2 separate regions of the Homo sapiens genome follow, and region 1 is linked to region 2. Evidence: read pairs that join two places in POLR2A ChIA-PET (ENCODE). Cell type or tissue: PC-9. All regions are shown on one strand. Each heading gives the region's core, and the rest is flanking DNA. Links, peaks and the distances in the headings are about the cores only.

What was found. ChIA-PET counts read pairs that join two places held together with the same protein. Peaks named below come from ENCODE experiments on the same cell type or tissue, not always from the same donor. Only the 100,000 strongest peaks of a DNase experiment are listed, where the experiment ranks them.
Region 1: POLR2A ChIA-PET joins it to region 2 with 5 read pairs; 2 of 35 experiments call an interaction of 5 or more read pairs at or near these places.

What each region holds. Positions count from the first base shown.
Region 1 is chr11:83,252,186-83,261,886 of GRCh38, reverse strand. It overlaps CCDC90B (coiled-coil domain containing 90B), which reads left to right. Exons shown (of 9, transcript NM_021825.5): 9 at 1-2,806. It also overlaps a transcript of ANKRD42 not described here. Among named protein-coding and RNA genes, the nearest start is that of CCDC90B-AS1, 29 kb to the left of the region's middle. RefSeq lists a silencer at 3,686-3,980. In PC-9, for the core only: no CTCF peak of the experiment used is centred there; DNase peaks (open chromatin) are centred at 3,816, 4,756 and 5,056; H3K4me3 peaks cover 1,075 bases; H3K27ac peaks cover 3,329 bases.
Region 2 is chr11:82,831,434-82,841,134 of GRCh38, reverse strand. It overlaps PRCP (prolylcarboxypeptidase), which reads left to right. Exons shown (of 9, transcript NM_005040.4): 7 at 1,710-1,874; 8 at 2,561-2,748. It also overlaps the pseudogene EIF2S2P6. Among named protein-coding and RNA genes, the nearest start is that of LINC02734, 55 kb to the right of the region's middle. In PC-9, for the core only: no CTCF peak of the experiment used is centred there; no DNase peak of the experiment used is centred there.

The DNA of each region.
Region 1 (9,701 bases), core at 2,261-6,260, 420 kb before region 2:
TGTTGGCTTCTTAGAACACCAAACCGGGAGAGATTTACTTTGAACATTGTCAGTTGCAGCAAAAATTTACTACACAAGATTATTCGAAGTGTATACGGACTAAAAGAGGAAGTGTTTTAGAATGAGAAGAGATACTGTGTCTTTATTGTGTGTGTGTGAGTGCAGGTGTGTGTCTTTATTATATTGAAAAGCTGTCACTCAGACCTGGTTTGAGATAGAAGAGCATTTTGTCCTTTTGATAGTTAATAGAAATTGAACCAGAGTTTTCTTATGTTTGCTTGAACAGTTGTGTAAATCATACAGGATTTTGTGGGTATTGGTTGAATATTTGTAAACCATTCCCTAGCCTACATATTTATTACTGAATTAACTTTCCTGATAACCATTGCATAATTACATTTTTCTATAAAATGAAAGATTATTACAACAAAGTTGTGTGGGTTTTCAAAGTGACTTACCATATAGTTGGAGATTGATTTCTTTTTGGTAATGAACTAAAACAATAAATTTTAAAATGATAGGCCAGGCGCGGTGGCTCACACCTGTAATCTCAGCACTTTGGGAGGCTGAGGCGGGTGGATCACTTGAGGTCAGGAGTTCTAGACCAGCCTGGCCAACATGGTGAAACCCCGTCTCTGCTAAAAATACAAAAATTAGCCAGGCATGGTGGCACATGCCTGTAATTCCAGCTACTCGGGAGGCTGAGGCAGGAGAATCTTGCAGTGAGCCGAGATAGCACCACTGCACTCCAGCCTGGGTGACAGAGCAAGACTCCATTACCTAAATAAATAAATGTGTGCTTTAGTGCAAATTACAACACTTAATATGAAATCTGTAGAGTTGCTAAATATTGAGCTCTGATTATTACATGTATTTTTTAAATATTTGATACTCAAAAACCAGTTTATCCCTGCTTCTTAATGTAGTTTAAGTTAACCCATCTTAAATTTATTACATAAAACAAAGCTTTTCTTAATGACTTCAATTCAGCAAACATTGATATCTAGTACCTACTCTCAAGAAACTCATAGGAAAATTTAAATTCGTATTTTGTTTTGTTATTAGATATATTTTTTCTTACAAAGTAATATCTATTAGTAAATCATATGTAATTTCAAAGAAATTTTAAAATATCCTTTTCATCTTAGTTCTTCAGTCTTACCCAGATCAAGAAGACAAGACCAGAAAGTAAACATTTTGAGTTCATAATGCCTTGGTAATAGCTATAAAAGTTTGACAATCATTATTCAAAATAGCCTTGTCATTTGTTTAGCTATAAACAGGGAATCTGCAGTATAGAGCAGTCAAGAGATTGGTCCATATGGTCCAGTGAGTGAGAGTCAGGCTTTCCAACTATATTTTCCTCAAAAATCTAACTGCTGGTTTGTTTTCAAAAGAAAAACCTTGACATTATCCTGTTACATTCTGATTCATTTTTATCTCTATTGCCTAAGAGAGTTCTTAGTATATTATAGATTAATTTTCACTGAGTCAATTAATAAGTTACCATATATATTAAAGTCCACTGTAACAAAGTATACTGCATTTGTTCAGTTAACCAATATGACTGCCTGCTATATGCCAAACAGCATGCTAGTCCCTGTGTGCACAGAGATGAACATGGTTTCATTCTCATTGAATTGACAATCTTAAGGAGAGAGACATAAACAAGTAAATTATTGGTTTGTTAAGATTTAAAATATTCTAAAATATTAAGAGGGAATGCGTCTTTCCTCCATGTGAAGGAAGCTCCAGTAGCATAACACTGTCGTCACTCTTCATCCCCTTATCCACTCTGCCCTAGGTAAAGTGACTTGCCCAATTGTAAATCTGGAAGGAGAAACAAGGTGCAATTAGCCCACTTCCTCCCCACTCCTGTTTGGGACCAGCCCATCTGAAGAGACATTCATTCTGTTCTGCTTCTATGGGATCAGGCTCTGCCTCTGCAGGATGAGGCCTGGCCCAGTAGAGCAATGCTTGAGACAGGGTAAATCTGTCCAGTTCTAGAGTTCAGTGATAAGAAGCTTACTGGCCTTAAGATGAAACCCATATTCTCTTGCTGAGCACAGTGGCACACATCTATAGTCCTAGCTGCTTGGGAGGCTGCGGCAGCAGGATTGCTTGAGCCAAGGAGTTCATCAAGGCTAAAGTGTACCATGATCATACCTATAAATAGTCACTGCACTCCAGCCTGGCAACACATGAGACCCTGTCTCCTAAAAAAAAACTTCTCCAATAGTTTTATCAGCAAATAAAGGTGTTTTTTAGGCCTCTATATTAGTTTATTCATTCTTCATCTTAGTTATATTCACAACCCAGAATGGAAAGGAGGTATGCCATTTATTGGACCTTCTCAAGCCCCAACAAATAAATATACTTATTCCCAGGTTATACAGCCACTAAATATTAAATAGATCTGCGTTCTTTCTCATTGTAGGGGTTTAGCAAACAAAGTGCTTTGTATCCAATAACAGAAGAATAGAAATATGCATACCATACCCTGTCCCCATTACTTTTAGATCCTATATCCTTTCCATGAAACTTCATTTTGATGGTGGTTCTGGGGTTCAGGTAAATTTTTGTTTCAGTGATGGAAATATATGAAATAAGGATGAGAGGATTGTGTTTCTATATGCCTTAAAACTATACCTCTATTCCAGCACTTGCACTTCACTATGAAACAGCAATTATACGTATCTTTTTCCTACACTAAACTACAAGTTCTCAGAAGGCCTCTAGACACATGTGAGGTACTTGTTAAACGCCTGTGGAATAAATGATACTCATAAATCTCAGTTGACCTTAATCCAAACTTTTTAATATTTTAAATATTTAATTATGGGTATGCTGAAAATACTGCATTCATACTGAGTGAGCGTAATACACCTTTTAGGCATTTTCTATGAGTGGTAAGAAGCCTCCACAAGGATTAGCTACTTTCACCATGTTTATAGCCACAGTGTAGATCCTAACCTGCCTATCCATACTGCTTTGGTGACAAAATAGGCCAGGCAAGAGTATGTAAGGACTTGGCAAGAGTCAGGAAAAACCCTCACCTATTGGAAAAACAATTAAAAGCTTATAATGTTGTCAAACTTGAAGAATTTGGATATGTAACACTTGTTTATTTTTTAAGTATTTTTTAATATTTAAAAAAAGGGCAGTGGGAAAGGCTGTAGTCATTATCACTGAAACTACTGATTGCTATTTTGAAAAAAAATAGCTATCATTGACTATATGAGGGCAAATATGCTAAATAACATATATGTGCTCACCTATTTTCACAGCTCTCCTCTTAGGTAGATGGTATCCTCATTTTACAGCTGAAGAAACAAGTTTAGCCAAGTGAAGTAACTTGTCCACAGTCCCCCAGCAAGTAAGTCACAGGGACTCAAGTCTTTAACTCCAAATCTCACCCTCTCATGCTGTCACTCAATATACTAGTAGGGTTCAACCTGAGTACTCTTTCTCATGAGATGGACAATCTACTAAGTCATAGGAACAAAATAACTTAAATCTCTTTAATAACCTTTTTTTTTTGTTTCATTAACCTAAATGTGTCAATAATATAGGTATATGATTTATGAATAAATATACACAATTTGGGAATTGTATTATAATTTTAATTTAGCTGCTGTAACAAGATCCAGAATAGCAGTGGCTTAAATAAGATTAGGTTTATTTCTCTCTTACAGTCCAATGTAAGCATTCTAGGGCTAATATGTCAGCTCCATGGTGTCAGGGCCCTTGCTCCTTATTTTACTGCTCTGCCATCCTGGTGTTGCCCTCATTCACAAGGTCCAGTGGCTGACTCACCACCACATCCACATTCCAGAAGAAGAAAAGAGCAAGAGGTGGCATTATAGCCATGACCCTAAGGTTTTACGTAACATTTTTGCTCACATCCTTCTGAACACAACTTGGTCTCTTGGCTGCAAAGGCAAGCTGGGAAGTTAGTTCTTATCCTGCGCGGCCACAGACCACATAAATCCTTCCCACTACAGAAGAAGGGAGAATGGATTTTGGAGGACAACCAGGGAACCTCTGCCACAGGGTGTGTATGCTTTTATTACAACACTATTCTGGTGTTTTCTACCTCACTGGTACAGGAAGAAATTAGAGAAAACTGGAGCAAGTACAACAAACTATTTCCAGGGTTGGGATTAACTTTAGCATCAAGTTAGAGGGGAAAAGTAAGGCTGTCTGTAGTCCCAGAAGGGAAGATAAATGGTTTTGAAATCCCAGTAATGGTTAAGAGAATGCAGACTTTTGCTGCCAAGGTTGGAATCCCAGATCAGCATTATATAATCCTCGGCACAACTACTTTCTCTATAAAATATACCTACTTTATATGGCTCTTGTGAGAATTAAGAGATAGTTAAGGGCTTGGCACAAATCTCACACAAAGTGCCCAATAAATGTGCTTTGCTGACCAAAAAACAACTATGGCTTTCAGTTCAGTTCTGACTTCAATTCCCTCTTTTTTCCTACTTGCCTCTATTTTCTCTTCCTTTCCCTCCAGCTAGCAAAGAATTATGACTCTCTTGGAGCCAGCTCTGTGGCTCCTGTCTCCCCCTGAAGATCTGTCGCTGGTTTTGGGCTTCCCTGGCAGGAGCCCTCTCACCATACCCCAGACTTCCCACCCTCTGGACCCTTGCATCTATCTCACATGGACACTAAAGCCATTTTGACCTAGTATCAGAACTAGTTTGCCCTGACAAGAGTGCATTTGATTGCTGAAACCAGTTCAGCTGGCTAAGGGTCCGTAAGCAAGTGTTAAAAAATGACTCACCTATCCTTTTAATAACCCTTATATTCACTATTTTTAGTTCTTCTGTGGCTTTCAATCTATAGTAATAACAGTTGTCAACATTTATTGGGCACTTTGTATAAGATCTGTTCCAAGTCCTCTACTACCTCTTAATTCTCCCAATGACAGCCATATGAGGTAGGTATATTTTATATAAAGAGATTAAGTAGTTGTGCCTAGGATTACACAACAATGCAGAGCTGGGATTAACCTTGGAAGCCAAAGTTCATTTTTTAACACTTGTTTACAGACCCTTAACCTGCTGAACTGGTTTCAGCAATCAAATGCACTCTTGTCACAGCAAACTAGTTCTGATGATACCATGTCAAAATGACTTTAGCGTCCACATGAAGTATATGCAAGGGTCCAAAGGGTGGGCAGTCTATGGAATGGTGAGATGGCTGCTGCCAGGGAAGCCCAAAACCAGTGACAGATCTTCAGGGGGAGACAAGAGCTACACAGCTGGACCCAAGAGTTATAAATCTTTGCTAGCTCATGGAGGGAAGAGAAGAGAAAAGAGAGGGGGGTAGGAAAAAAGAGGGAATTGAAGTCAGAACTGAACTGAAAAGCCATAGTTGTTTTTTAGTTGGCCAAGCACTACTAATCTTTAAGATCAAGGAGAAAAAGAGGAAAAAATAAAGCCAAGTGTTTCTTATCCTGTCCAATCTGCCTCTTCTCTATATTCTTAAAAAGCTTGCAGTTACGCCATTTGAAAAAAAATTTTTTTAAACATATCCACACTAGAAGTGAAAGGTACTCTCTAGAAAGTGAAAGAAATATAATTCTATTGTGGAACCATAATTGAATTTTTAATAATTTTTAATATCTAGAACTAGATTTCTTTTGATTACTATACCAGCTAATATTTTAAAGCTTATGTGAATACTTGTAAAATTAATTACTCATAAATCTCTTGACTTGCCTGTGTAGAGATATATAAGAAGAATATCGGGAGAAGGTGCACAACTGAGTCCGTGTCATTTAAAAAATCTCTAAATCTCTTTAATATAACATTTCTGCCATCAGAATTGGAACAGAAGCATATCAGAGTAATTCTGAGATAGTTTGTATAGACTCACATTTATATCAATTTTTTTAATGAAAGAGAAAAATCTAGCAGGTCAATTTAGTTATTTCACTGATTAGTACCTTCTCACAAACACCCCTCCAGAAGAAACCTTTTTTTTTACTCGCCTCTTCTCTTTGTTTGACTCACAAGAAGCGCTGTCTTCCTATAAGCAAAGGAAAAGAGGGTCAAATACAATTTTCATGCTAGCACACATTTTCGTCTTTCTACATTGCCTGTTCAAAAGAAAAAAAAATTAACCATGCTAGTATTTTCAACTCTGATTAAATTTCTTTTAGGATTTTATGTGAATAAATTCCCAAATGTGAAGTAACAGTGCATTATATTGTGCTGAATCATATCACTAGGAGGCACCTTAAGAACTAGAGAAAGAATATAGAAAATTTAGTGGGTAAGAAGTGGCTACTTGTCAGATATAGCCAATTTTCCGTCTTATCTCATTAAGTTTTATCTCTACCTAACAGATCCCCAGACACTAATATTTAACAACATATTGGTAACTGCAAGTGTTAGTATGTCATCTTCTGGATTCTTTTGCCAGTCCCATAGTGCTGCGAATCATTCCCTAGCTTCCCCGCTTCCCTCTTTTGTTTTTGTACTGCATCCCTCTACTGCTCTAGTCTCATTTTGCACTTTGCCTGGTCTCCTGGTCTCACTGTTTCTAAATATTTCTTATCCATCTTGGTATTCTTAAGACCCAGCACAGAAAAATCAATAAATACCATGGGAAGGAGCAAGCAGGGCTAGAAACACAATGGATGGTCACTAGATATTAATCATCTTTGAGTAATTCTTCTAATCAAACATGCTCTGCATCTAGTTAGGCAAGCCAGCTCCGAACACAGAGGCTCCAAGAACAGCAAAAGGTGCATATCCCTGGGGAGAGCCCATGGCTGGAGTTAGTTCTCCAAGGTGTTCCTGCCCACACCTTTTCTAATGAGTCCAGTTAGTTTAACTCAATAGTGTGTGAACACGTAAGTAAGCTGCCATTATCCAACACCGCCTGGAAAAACAACCATGCATCTGGTCCCTCCCATATCCCTCAGCTGCAAACTTGAGAGTAGGATAAACTTCTAGCTTTCTCTTACAGTGGCCAGGTGTTTGTGGGCATAGGGTAATACAGATGGTCTCTTGAAAAAAAGTTTAGCGGCTAGTCTGAAGAAAAATAACAAACCTTTGATTGGGACTTAGCATATGATACAACTGTTCTTCATACTATACATACAAAATCAAGTGTAGTAAGTAGCATTACCAGTATTTTAAAGATGAGGCCAGGTGCGGTGGCTCACGCCTATAATCCCAGCACTTTGGGAGGCCAAGGCAGGCAGATCACTTGAGGTCAGGAGTTCAAGACTAGCCTGGCCAACCCTATCTCCGCTAAAAATACAAAAATTAGCTGGGCTTGTCCTGCACACTTGTAATCCCAGCTACTCAGGAGGCTGAGGCAGGAGAATCGCTTGAACCCAGGAGACAGAGGCTGCAGTGAGCCAAGACTGCGCCACTGCACTCCAGCTTGTGCTACAGAGCAAGACCCTGTCTCAAAAAAAAAAAAAAGAAAAGAAAAAAGAAAAACACTCAGGTGGGGCAGGAGTTTAACCTAATCCAACTAGATGGAACTAGAAAAAGAATATAGAAAATTTAGGGGGAAGAGGTGGCTACTTGTCAGATGTAGCCAATTTCCTAGTGCTTTAATAGAGTTATGACTTCCAGAAACAGGCAGGGTATGGTGGCTCACATCTGTAATCCCAGCACTTTAGGAGGCTGTGGTGGGCAGATCACTTTGAGCTCAGGAGTTTGAGACCAACCTGGACAACAATCCCCTCTCTCTACAAAAAAATACAAAAAAATTTAGCTGGGCATGGTGGCTCATGCCTGTAGTCCCAGCTACTCACGAGGCTGAGGCTGGAGGATTGCTTGAGCCTGGGAACTGGAGGTTGCAGTGAGCCAAGATCATGACCCTGAATGCCAGCCTGGGCACAGAGTGAGATAGTGTCTCAAAAAAATTAATTAAAGACTTCCAAAGACAGCAATACTTATTTTTCTTTACCTTTTATGTATTAGAAGAGGATTCCAAATTTTCCAAAGTCCCTCCTAACACCAAATATGTAACTTGTTCTATCAAACCAAGTCTTAAAATACAACTTCAAAAGAAAATATGTGCTTGGCATTCAACAGGCCTTCCATAAGTGTTCACTGAAGGTTCCAAATCTCCCAATTCTAAAAGTTTCTGCATTTGGAGAACATTTTTCACCAAGATTACTCGTTTCTTTATCTTACATCATAGCCAAGAAATATATTTCTCCCCAATACATGTTTTCTCCTAAACTCAATAGAACTGTATATTAAGATACTAAATACATGAATCATAATGCTTAGGCACCAAAAGCAATTCTAAATGTAAATGCAGTCTATTACTACAACAAAATTAGACAAAAATCCTTGTGGGGAAAATGTATGTATTTTTTTGCCCTGAAAGAACAGGTTTGTCGAACAGATTAAAATTCTACATATAAAACTGTTGAAAGAGTTTATGGATCTACAAATTACTGCTGGGATATATGGAATTCTTATTTTTCAAAAAGCCTATGCACTCTGAGAAATTCTAGACAGCATATGAAACTATAAGAGAATTCCACCTTCTTGCTTACCAGTACAGACTCTTCTTAACAGTGTCAAAACTAACCCTTCTCCCCCAAAAAAGTAGGGTATAAACAAAGAGAAAGAAAGGGAAATCACAAACTTTTAGAACTTCCCCAAGCTAAGAGTTGAACATGGATAAACTCACTGAAGTCCTCATATTGCTCCATGGGCCACTCTAGGTACATAAGCTAGGATGTCATAGGTCAGAGAGAAGCCCAGCAGAGACCACATCAAAGTTCAACCTTGTTCCAGACCTTTGTAGGTAGAAAATAAGGTTAAGTGAAACATGGAAGGTAACCATGGAATATTACCGGTTCCCGGTCAGTCACTCTTGATTAGCAAACATGGCCCAAAGCTGTAGATCAAGGACTTCCTGAATAATACTGGTTCTGGAGACAGAAGCTATGAGTTCAGTGCTACATAACTCTCTCTCTGGACAGACAGCTCTGCCAAAGCTATTACATTATATTTAAGTATATGTATTAAGTATATATCTAAATATATATTATACTTAAAATATTAGTTTAAATTTAATGTTTTAAGTACAATATATATACCAAAGAGCACAAAGAAAAAAAAAGGTACAGCTTGATGAATTTTTACAAAGTGAACACACCCCTGTGACCATGACTGAGATAAAGAGATTAGACATTACCAGTATCCCAGAAGCCTCCATTTGCCCCTTCCTAGGCACTACTGACTTGATTTATCTTACTGATTTGTGGACTACATGTAATCACACGGTATGTGTTCTTTCATATTGTTTCCTTTTAGTCAGCATAGTGTTTGTGAAATTCATTCGTGGTGATGTGTAGAGTAGCAATTCACACATTTTCATTGCTATATAATATTCCATTGTATGAATATAGCAAAATGTATTGATTCTTACTGTTGAGGGAATTTTTAGATGATTCTAGTTTGAGAGATATATGTAATAATGCTGACAAGAACATTATATATTTTTGGTGTCCATCTGTGTACACAAAGAAACATGTACTAATTCCACTAGGAATTAATTTTCCAAAGTGGTAGCCAATTTACACTGCCACCACTGGTGTATAAAATCTCCAGTTGTTCCACATCCTCACCAGCATTTGGTAACGTCTGTTTCAATTTTTGCCATTCTGATGGGTATATATTGGTATCTTGTTTGGGTTTTAATTT
Region 2 (9,701 bases), core at 3,834-7,833:
TCTCTCCCTGAGGTGGGGTGACTGGGCTCCTTTCCTGGCTTCTTCTCTGGACTAGTCTTTTTTTTGTCAGGACTAGTCTATTATATATATAATCTTTTCCGTATGAAATGGAAAAGGACCAGATTACTGAATTCATGTCAGAGTCAATAGAGATTCAAGCTTACTGGGTTTGCCTTGCCACTGGGACTATTTGTAGTTTTACAGGTGGACACTTCCTAAGCTGTGTGTCATAATGGATAAGATGTATATTTCATAACCAGAGACAGCTGGGAACAAATCTAGGCCCTATTATTTACCAACTGAGTGACCTTGAAGATGACTTAACCTAAGAATCAGGTTTTTTTTTTCATGTAAAATAATGGACAATCATCTATCTGATAGGGTTCTTTGAAGATTACATGGTGTATTGGTTGGAAACCCAAGGCTTAATAATTACTAGCTGTTGTTGTTGTTAGTATTATTCAGCTATGATTCCATTGCCTGTTATTTTTCTCCAACATTTTATTATGAAAAGTTTGAAACATATGGAAAAGTTAAAATAATTGGACAATGAACACTCATGAACCTAACATCTAAATTCAATAAATAATATTTTATTATATTTGATTTGTCACATATATATTCACCTATCCATCACTTCATCTATCTTTTAATTTATCCTATTTTAAAATGAATTTTAAAGTAAATTGCAGACATCTTCCTCTTAAATACTTCAGCTTTATTATCATTAACAAGAGTTCAATATTTGTGTATGGTTCTTCTTCTGGTGGTGGAGGGGTGAAATCTAGATACCATGAAATACACAAATTATATCATTTTTCATGTAACCCTATTAAGATATAGAATATTTCTGTACCCAAGAAAGTTTGCACTGGCTCTGTTTAGTCAGTCCTCACCTTTACTCCTAACCCTGAATATTGTCTGATTTTTATAGCTAGGATTCCAGGCATTTTTTATAGGATAGTGATAGGAATATTTGGGAGCTGGGGAGTTGCAGCATATGCTTTTTATCACACGACAGATGCTGGAACTTGGTATAGTTTTTCCATACGAGATTTTATAAATTTTGCATTTTTATAAAAGTATAGTAATTCATTCAGCAAACATTTACTTACCAGATACCTTGCTAAGTACTGAGGGAGACATTCTGAAATCAAGTGAGTGAAGTAGAGCATTACAGGGGCTGTGATAAAAATAGGTACAGGGTATAATGGAGGCACCAAGAAGGGAGAGGTTTAATTCTTCCCAACTTGGAAACATAGGCAAGGATGGCCTTGAAGAGGAGGTAATATTTGAGTTGAGTGTTGTAAAAGATGAGTTGGTGTTCAAAGGCATTAGTGGAGTGGGAGAGGAGTTGGAAAACAGTGTTTCAGGGTGAGAAAGGGCAAAGGGGAAGGAGCCTGGTGTGGTGGGGAATGGTTTTCCTAGGCTGGAGCAAAGGCAGCAAAGAGGAAGCTAAGATGGTAGATGGAGAGGACTTTGCATACCATGCAAATGACTTCGGTTTATTTCTATAGCCTAAGGAGTAATTGAAGAGGTTTATTCATTTATGGAGGGGATTAAACCCAAGAGAGAAATTAAACACTGCAGTTAGTAGCTTAAGAATATTTTATGATCAGATCAAAATCATATTTCTTCTTTGTGTTATTAAACTGTCATTTTATATTCATATTCTGACTCTTTCCCCATTTATCTTTCTAAAATGACAGGTAGTGTGCCAGTATTTGAAAAATCCCAATGTATCTGATTCACTGCTGCTGCAGAATATTTTCCAAGCTCTGAATGTATATTACAATTATTCGGGCCAGGTGAAATGCCTGAATATTTCAGAGACAGCAACTAGCAGTCTGGGAACACTGGGTTGGAGCTATCAGGTAAATATGTATAATTTCCCCAAGTGGAACTTACTTTTCACTGACACAGTTGTGCTGTAAAAAAAAATCAGGGTACACAAGATTTTGTCACCTAACCTGGATCCAGTTTTGGGCTCTGTTACCTTATGCTGTGATACTATGGACAAGTTTTCTTGTTCATTCATTTGTTCATTTAATAATCACCAAATAGATATTGAGTTCTTACATGTGTCAGGCACTCCTCTAGGTTTCAAAGATACAAAGATAAATGGTACATGATCAAATCTAGTGTAGTAAAAAAGTAAGTAAGTAGTATTTCAATAGATCTTGATAAGTCCTACAAAGGAAGCATTTTATAGACATATAAAAGAAAGGGAGTCTAATTTGTCCTTCATCTGCACAATGAGACTAATAATAATAAACTTTCCTTGCAGAGTTGTTTTGAGGGTTAAATGTGATAATAAATGTGAAATCAAGCAGTTTGCTATGAAGGGACATAATCCTGACTTCCGTGACTTCTTGGCCAAGTCTTTTTAAGAATAATGAGAGATTATATGGCGCAGAAGTAAAGAACAGGGCGTTGAAGCTGCCTTGCCTGAGTTCAAACCCTGCCTTCACTACTTACCAGCATTATGACTTTGTGTAATTTATTTAACCTCTTTTTGCCTCATTTTTCTAATTGGATTCTCTCTTGGTTTGCTTCTTAGGCCTGCACAGAAGTAGTCATGCCCTTTTGTACTAATGGTGTCGATGACATGTTTGAACCTCACTCATGGAACTTAAAGGAACTTTCTGATGACTGTTTTCAACAGTGGGGTGTGAGACCAAGGCCCTCCTGGATCACTACTATGTATGGAGGCAAAAACATTAGTTCACACACAAACATTGTTTTCAGGTGAGTTTTTGCTGTCCAAAGATAAACTTCAGTTGGTGGAACATTTGTAGAATATCTGAAAAAACAGAACCAGGGAAATGCTGGACAATATAACAACATAGAATACAACAGTGCTACCTGTCATGTTTTCCTATGCCTTGAAAGATAGGATGCTGAGAAGAGATAGGATTTTTTGCTCTATTACCAATGTGCTTTATGAAAGTCTTAAAAATCAACAGCAACAAAATTTTTTAAATATTAAAAAAACTCTCCAGCACAAAATAAAGCATCATCTGTTGTTCTTAATTTGTCTTATTATTGTTATGTTGTTGTTGATGGTAATAAAAAATTTTCAGTATTCATCACTTTTGAAGTGCCCACTTCATTCTGTTCCAAGTACTAAATGAGGCACTTTAAATAAATTACCTGGTTAAATCCTCACAACAACCCTGTGAAGTAGTTTTTATAGCCCCTTTTTTACTGTGAAGGAAACTGAAGGTCACTGTGTTCAATCACTTGCCAAAGCTCATCCAGCTTTGTTTTAGTTACTAAGTGATAAAGCCAGCTTTCTATCATGGCCTGACTACAAATCCCATGTTTGTTTTTCTACATTACACTGTTCCTTAAGAAGTCACACAGTTGCCACTGGTTCACATTAGAGTTAATTGAGCAGACTCCATGTGTATCTGACTGGGACTTCAAAATTTCCATGTTTTGAGTTGAACATTAGGTTGTCAGCTATTAAAATAGCAACAAGTTAATCAAGAATTTCCCCAAGTCTATATAGAAATAGGAGATGCCACTACATACCTGTTAACCAGAGCTATTTTTAAAATTGTAAATGTCATTCTTTTAGAAGTTCTTTTATTTGTTTTAGTTTTTATTTTTTGAAAAAATCTGTTAAAACTTTATCTTGCATTTTACAGAAGTCTATGAATGATTTTTAAAAGGCATCTCCTTACCCCATGTCGCATTTCTCTGACAGTTGTTAAAGTAGGCAATGGATATATCACCAGCTTGAGCATTGCCATCTTGCAAGGATTTCAGACCAACCAACTACTCACCAAAGAACTTGGCAGCTTTTTAATCTCGTTTTTAATACAATGGTAGATCCACTCTGATGGCAAACTTATCCAGCCAAATCTCCACAACACAATTTGCAAAATTAGTGATTAGCAAATTGGTTAGCTTTGGCATGGAGCTGTGCTTATTTGCCCGTGACAGCCTGGTGTTGATACTGGCAACAGAACATTGAGAAGGACAACTTTCACACTGTAAGAAATAGAGTCGGATGCCCTTCTGCAGGATTGTGTCTGGTGATTGGCATGTGTGACATCACCTTGACAATTCCTTGATGTATCAAGGGCTAGTTTCCTCCAGCCCTTTTATGAGGCACTACTCTGTTCATAAGGGTGGAGCCCCATAACTTAAATGACATATTCCTTGATATATCTCCTCAAGACATTTTCTGTTTCTATGGGAATCTTCCTTTGATTACAAGTTGGTTATTACCGTCTGTAGAACCACTTGTACCCAATTCAGCCAACAAAAATGCAAGGAGGCTGGATGCAGTGGCTCACTCCTGTAATCCCAGCACTTTGGGAGGCCAGGGCAAATGGCTTGCTTGAGCCCAGGAGTTTGAGACCATTCTGGGAAACATGGTGAAACCCCATCTCTACAAAATATATAAAAATTAGTTGGCATGGTGGCATGTACCTGCAGTCTCAGCTACTCAGGAGGCTGAGGTGGCAGGACGGCTTGAGCCCAGGAGGTGGAGGTTATAGTGAGCTGAGATTGCACCACTACACTCTAGCCTGGGCAATAGAGCCAGATCTTGTCTCAAAAAACAAACAAACAAAAACTCCCCAAAAACCATAAAAACAAAACAAAAAAAAATGAAAGAAATGCAAGGAGACATTTGGGCTGTTGATGTAATAGTTTACAGATATCCATAAAGTTGATGAAAGGAGTTTTCTTGGTTCCTACTTGGACGACCTGTAGAGGTTTCATGGTGAATTTCCTTTTCTTTCAAGCAACTGTGTCTGGATTCTTTCCCCTTATAATGTTGAACATATGATCCAGTAGCTCCTTATATGTGCAGTCTCTTTCTGACCTACCTATCAGGGCCTATCTGATTGCTGAATGAGACAGCATCGTCTTTTTTGCTGTCTTCATCTTCTAGAGCTGTGTCTTTTTTTTTTTTTTTTTTTTCCTCGAGATGGAGTCTCACTCTGTCACCCAGGCTGGAGTGCAGTGGCACAATCTCTGCTCACTGCAACCTCCGCCTCCTGGGTTCACACCATTCTCCTGCCTCAGCCTCCCAAGTAGCTGGGACTACAGGCTCCCACCACCACGCCCAGCTAATTTTTTGTATTTTTAGCAGAGATGGGGTTTCAACCATGTTAGCCAGGATGGTCTTGATTTCCTGACCTTGTGATCCACCTGACTCGGCCTCCCAAATTGCTGGGACTACAGGCATGAGCCACCACGCCCGGCTAGAGCTGTGTCTTTAGTATTCCATCCTCATCTGGGATCTTGACATTCTTCTTTTTATTGCCAAGCATAATGTCAAGGTCCTCCTCTGGTTCATCTGGTTCTTGAACATCACTTTCAATCTTAAGATCCTTTACAACTTCTTCAGCTTTATCAGCATCAAATGTCTTTTTTTTCTCCTTTTTCTTCTGATTAAAGAAGTTCAAGTCATCTAGAACATCAGAAATGTCTTTTTTCCTACCGTCGTCTTCATCAGCTTCTACATCGTTGTCCTCAGCTGGTTCTGGTTCCACTTCTTCGGCTGGTTTTTCTCTGTTTGTGTATCCCCTTCCTCATCTAACATAAAGGGATTCTTCTTTTTCTTCTTGCTCATAGTAGGACCAAAAACTGTCTCATCCCCGGACGTGGCTGTGGCTCAAGTGGGCTTAGCACATGGGAACTCGGACAGCCCAGCCCCAGGCCCCTGGCAGCATTGCTGCTCCTGCAAGTACCTCTCTGACCACTGTGCTCTACAGATTATTTTAAATAAGTCAAATTTGGCCTTTGGTACATAGCCAAAAGCTTTTAGGGATGAGGAGAGCTGTTTGCCTGGAAGTTGACTCTGAGTTTAGGCTAGTGGCACTGCCCACTTTGCAAAAAAAGGCCTCTTATTAGACTCTTATTAGACTTATTAGACTCATTCTATTTTCTTTTTTAATTTTTAATTTTAATTTTTAAATTCTGGGGTACATGTGTAGGATGTGCAGGTTTGTTACATAGGTAAACGTGCACCATGGTGGTTTGCTGCACCTATCAACCCATCACCTAGATGTTAAATCCAGCACGCATTAGCTGTTTTTCTTTTTCTTTTGAGATAGAGTTTTGCTCTTGTCGCCCAGGCTGAAGTGCAATGGCATGATCTTGGCTCACTGCAACCTCTGTCTCCTGGATTCAAGCCATTCTCTTGCCTCAGCTTCCCAAGTAGCTGGGACTACAGCTCACCTGGCTAATTTTTGCATTTTTAGTAGAGATGGGGTTTCACCACGCTGGCCAGGCTGGTCCCAAACTCCTGACCTCAGGTGATCCGCCTGCCTCGGCCTCCCAAAGTGCTGGGATTACAGGCATGAGCCACTGTGCCTGGCCTTAGCTGTTTTTCTTAATGCTCTCTTTCCCCCTACTCCACCCACTGACAGGCCCCAGTGTGTGTTGTTCCCCTCCCTGTATCCATGTGTTCTCATTGTTCAGCTCCCACTTATAAATGAGAACATGCAGTGTTTGGTTTTCTGTTCCTGCATTAGTTTGCTGAGGATAATGGCTTCCAGCTCCATCCATGTCCCTACAAAGGACATGATCTCATTCCTTTTTATGGCTGCATAGTATTCCATCCAGCAGGATACCTGTCCCCAAATAAAAGGCCAGACACTTTAATGGAAAACGTAAAACTGCTTTTTGTTTAATTTCCTTACGTTGTATTCCTTGTTCTCAACAGGATTCTTCAAAACTATACTCTTCAGCTCAGTCTTATAAAGTGACAGTTAAGCAAATACGTCTGCTTAGGATGTTTAAGGAAATTGTGCCAAATTTATGGTATTTGAAATAGGAAAACTTGAAAGAACTGAGAGGGTTGAAAAAGACCTAAATATAAGCCTTTGGGTTTGTCTTAGTCCACTAGCACTGCTATAGCAAAACACCTGAGACTGGGTAATATATAAACAGCACAAATGTATCGCTCACAGTTACGGAGGCTGGGAAGCCCAAGATGAGGATGCTGGCAGGTTTGGTGTCTGGTGACGGCCCAGTCTCTGCTTTCAAGATGGCACCTTAAGGCAGCACCCTTACATGGCTGGAGGTGGAAGGGCAAGAAGCTCGTTTCCTCCAGTCCTTTTACAAGTATATTAGTTATCCATTTGCTTTTTTATGTTATCTTTCTCAGATTGTCAAAGCGATGATGATGATCATCATCATCATTACTATTATCATCATCATTGGAGAAGGGGGCATATTTTGTGAGAAAAGTAAGTGGGTAGGAATTAGAGCTCCATGTAAGAAACTTTTAGCTCAGTGTAAGAAAGGACTTTCAAGAAGAGCTATACAAAGGTAGAATGAGCTGTCTTGAGTAAAATTACTTAAGCTTTTTTGATTCTCAGTCTTATCCTTTGTGAAGTGAGAATAATAATACCACTCACCCCATAAAGTTGTTGTGATGCATTAAAAGAGTTAGCCCATCAAAGTACTTGGCCCAGATCTGGCAAATATCTATGCTCAAAAAATATTTGTTGAATGAATAAATGAAAGTACACTCTTCACCTTGCCCTTTATGTTCTAGCCACAGAACATAAAGGGAGTATATACCCAGGAATGGGATTGCTGGGTCAAATGGCTCTAGATCCTGGAGGAATTGCCACACTATCTTCCACAATGATTGAACTAATTTACACTCCCACCAACAGTGTAAAAATGTTCCTATTTCCTCACACCCTCTCCAGTATCTGTTGTTTCCTGACTTTTTAATAATCGCCATTCTAACTGGCATGAAATGGTCCCTGAATGTCCTTTCTCATCCTCTTTTTCCATTTTCCTTAAGATTCATACCTTCTCCAAGAAATATTCCATAAGGGAGGATAGGTTTCCACTTCCCCCTTACTTCTACTAGCACCTGTAAATACCGCTTATCACTCCATGTGGTAGTTACCTGTTTGCGTTTCTATCTGCCCCATGAGATTGTGAATTTATCACTGGCAGGGACTTCATCTTAATCATCTCTGTATCTTTAGCATCTGCTACAGTGACTGGCGCATAATGAATGCTCAGTAAATGTGCCGGTTGTTGATAAGGATGATGAATGAAATACACAGCTCAGGAAGGCTTCAGAAGCATGTGAAAATTTAAAGGCAAGACTGTGTAAAGATGCTGGTTTATCTTTTAGCAGTGGCAAGTCTACTTCTACAAAGAAATCTTTTTCTATAGTTTGGTAGGTATGAGAAATACAATGCAAAAATTAAGTAATTAAAAAATTCAAAATTCTCCTACTTTTCTGAAGAAACAGCACTCCCAAAGTAAAAGAACAGCCATAGGTGTGTCTGTTCTGTGTACTTCATGACCACTAGCTGTGAAACATTTCTGGTTGCTGAGTAAGAAGGTGTCCAAGCATAGACATGGGCAAAGACTTCATGACTAAAACACCAAAAGCAATGGCAACAAAAGCCAAAATTGACAAATGGGATCTAATTAAACTAAAGACTTCTGCACAGCAAAATAAATTATCATCAGAGTGAACAGGCAACCTACAGAATAGGAGAAAATTTTTGCAATCTGTCCATCTAACAAAGGGCTAATATCTAGAATCTACAAGGAACTTAAACAAATGTACAAGAGAAAAACAAATAACCCCATCAGAAAGTGGGCAAAGGATATGAACAGACACTTCTCAAAAGAAGATATTTATGCGGCCAACAAACTTATGAAAAAAAGCTCATCATCACTGATCATTAGAGAAATGCAACTCAAAACCACAATGAGACACCATTTCACGCCAGTTAGAATGGCGATTATTAAAAAGTCAGGAAACAACAGATACTGGAGAGGGTGTGGGGAAATAGGAAGATTTTTATACTGTTGGTGGGAGTGTAAATTAGTTCAACTATTGTGGAAGACTGTGGCAATTCCTCCAGGATCTAGAGCCATTTGACCCAGCAATCCCATTCCTAGGTATATATTCAAAGGATTAAAAATCATTCTAAAAAGACACATGCACATGTATGTTTATTGCAGCACTATTCACAATAGCAGAGACTTGGAACTAACCCAAATACCCATCAATGATTGACTAGATAAAGAAAATGTGACACATATACACCATGGAATACTATGTAGCCATAAAAAGGATGAGTTCATGTCCTTTGCATGGCCATGGATGAAGCTGGAAACCATCATTCTCAGCAAACTAACACAGGAACAGAAAATCAGACACCATATGTTCTCACTCATAAGTGTGAGTTGAACAATGAGAACACATGGACTCAGGGAGGGGAACATAACACACTGGGGCCTGTCGGGGGGTGAGGGTTGGGGAGGGATAGCATTAGGAGAAATACCTAATGTAGATGACAGGTTGATGCCTGCAGCAAACCACCATGACATGTGTATACCTATGTAACAAACTTGCACATTCTGCACATGTATCTCAGAACTTAAAGTATAATTAAAAAAAAAAAGAAAGTGTCCAAGGAGCCCTGTGGAAAGTATCTTAATCTTTGTTTCCAGGCCTCTCCTTAGGCTGCCTCACATGAATCCAAGTGTGATTGCTTTTCCGGTTGGGAAGTTTAATCTTTAACTGTTGGATTGGAGATTTTTCTGTTAAGGCTTTGAAGTCAGGTAGACCTTGATGCCATTTTTCTTCTTCCCTGAATTAGCTGCGTGGCCTTGGGCAAATTGCCAATTCATATTAGTTAGGAATAATAATGAGTACCTAACAGGGTTATTTCAAGGAACAAATTATTGTG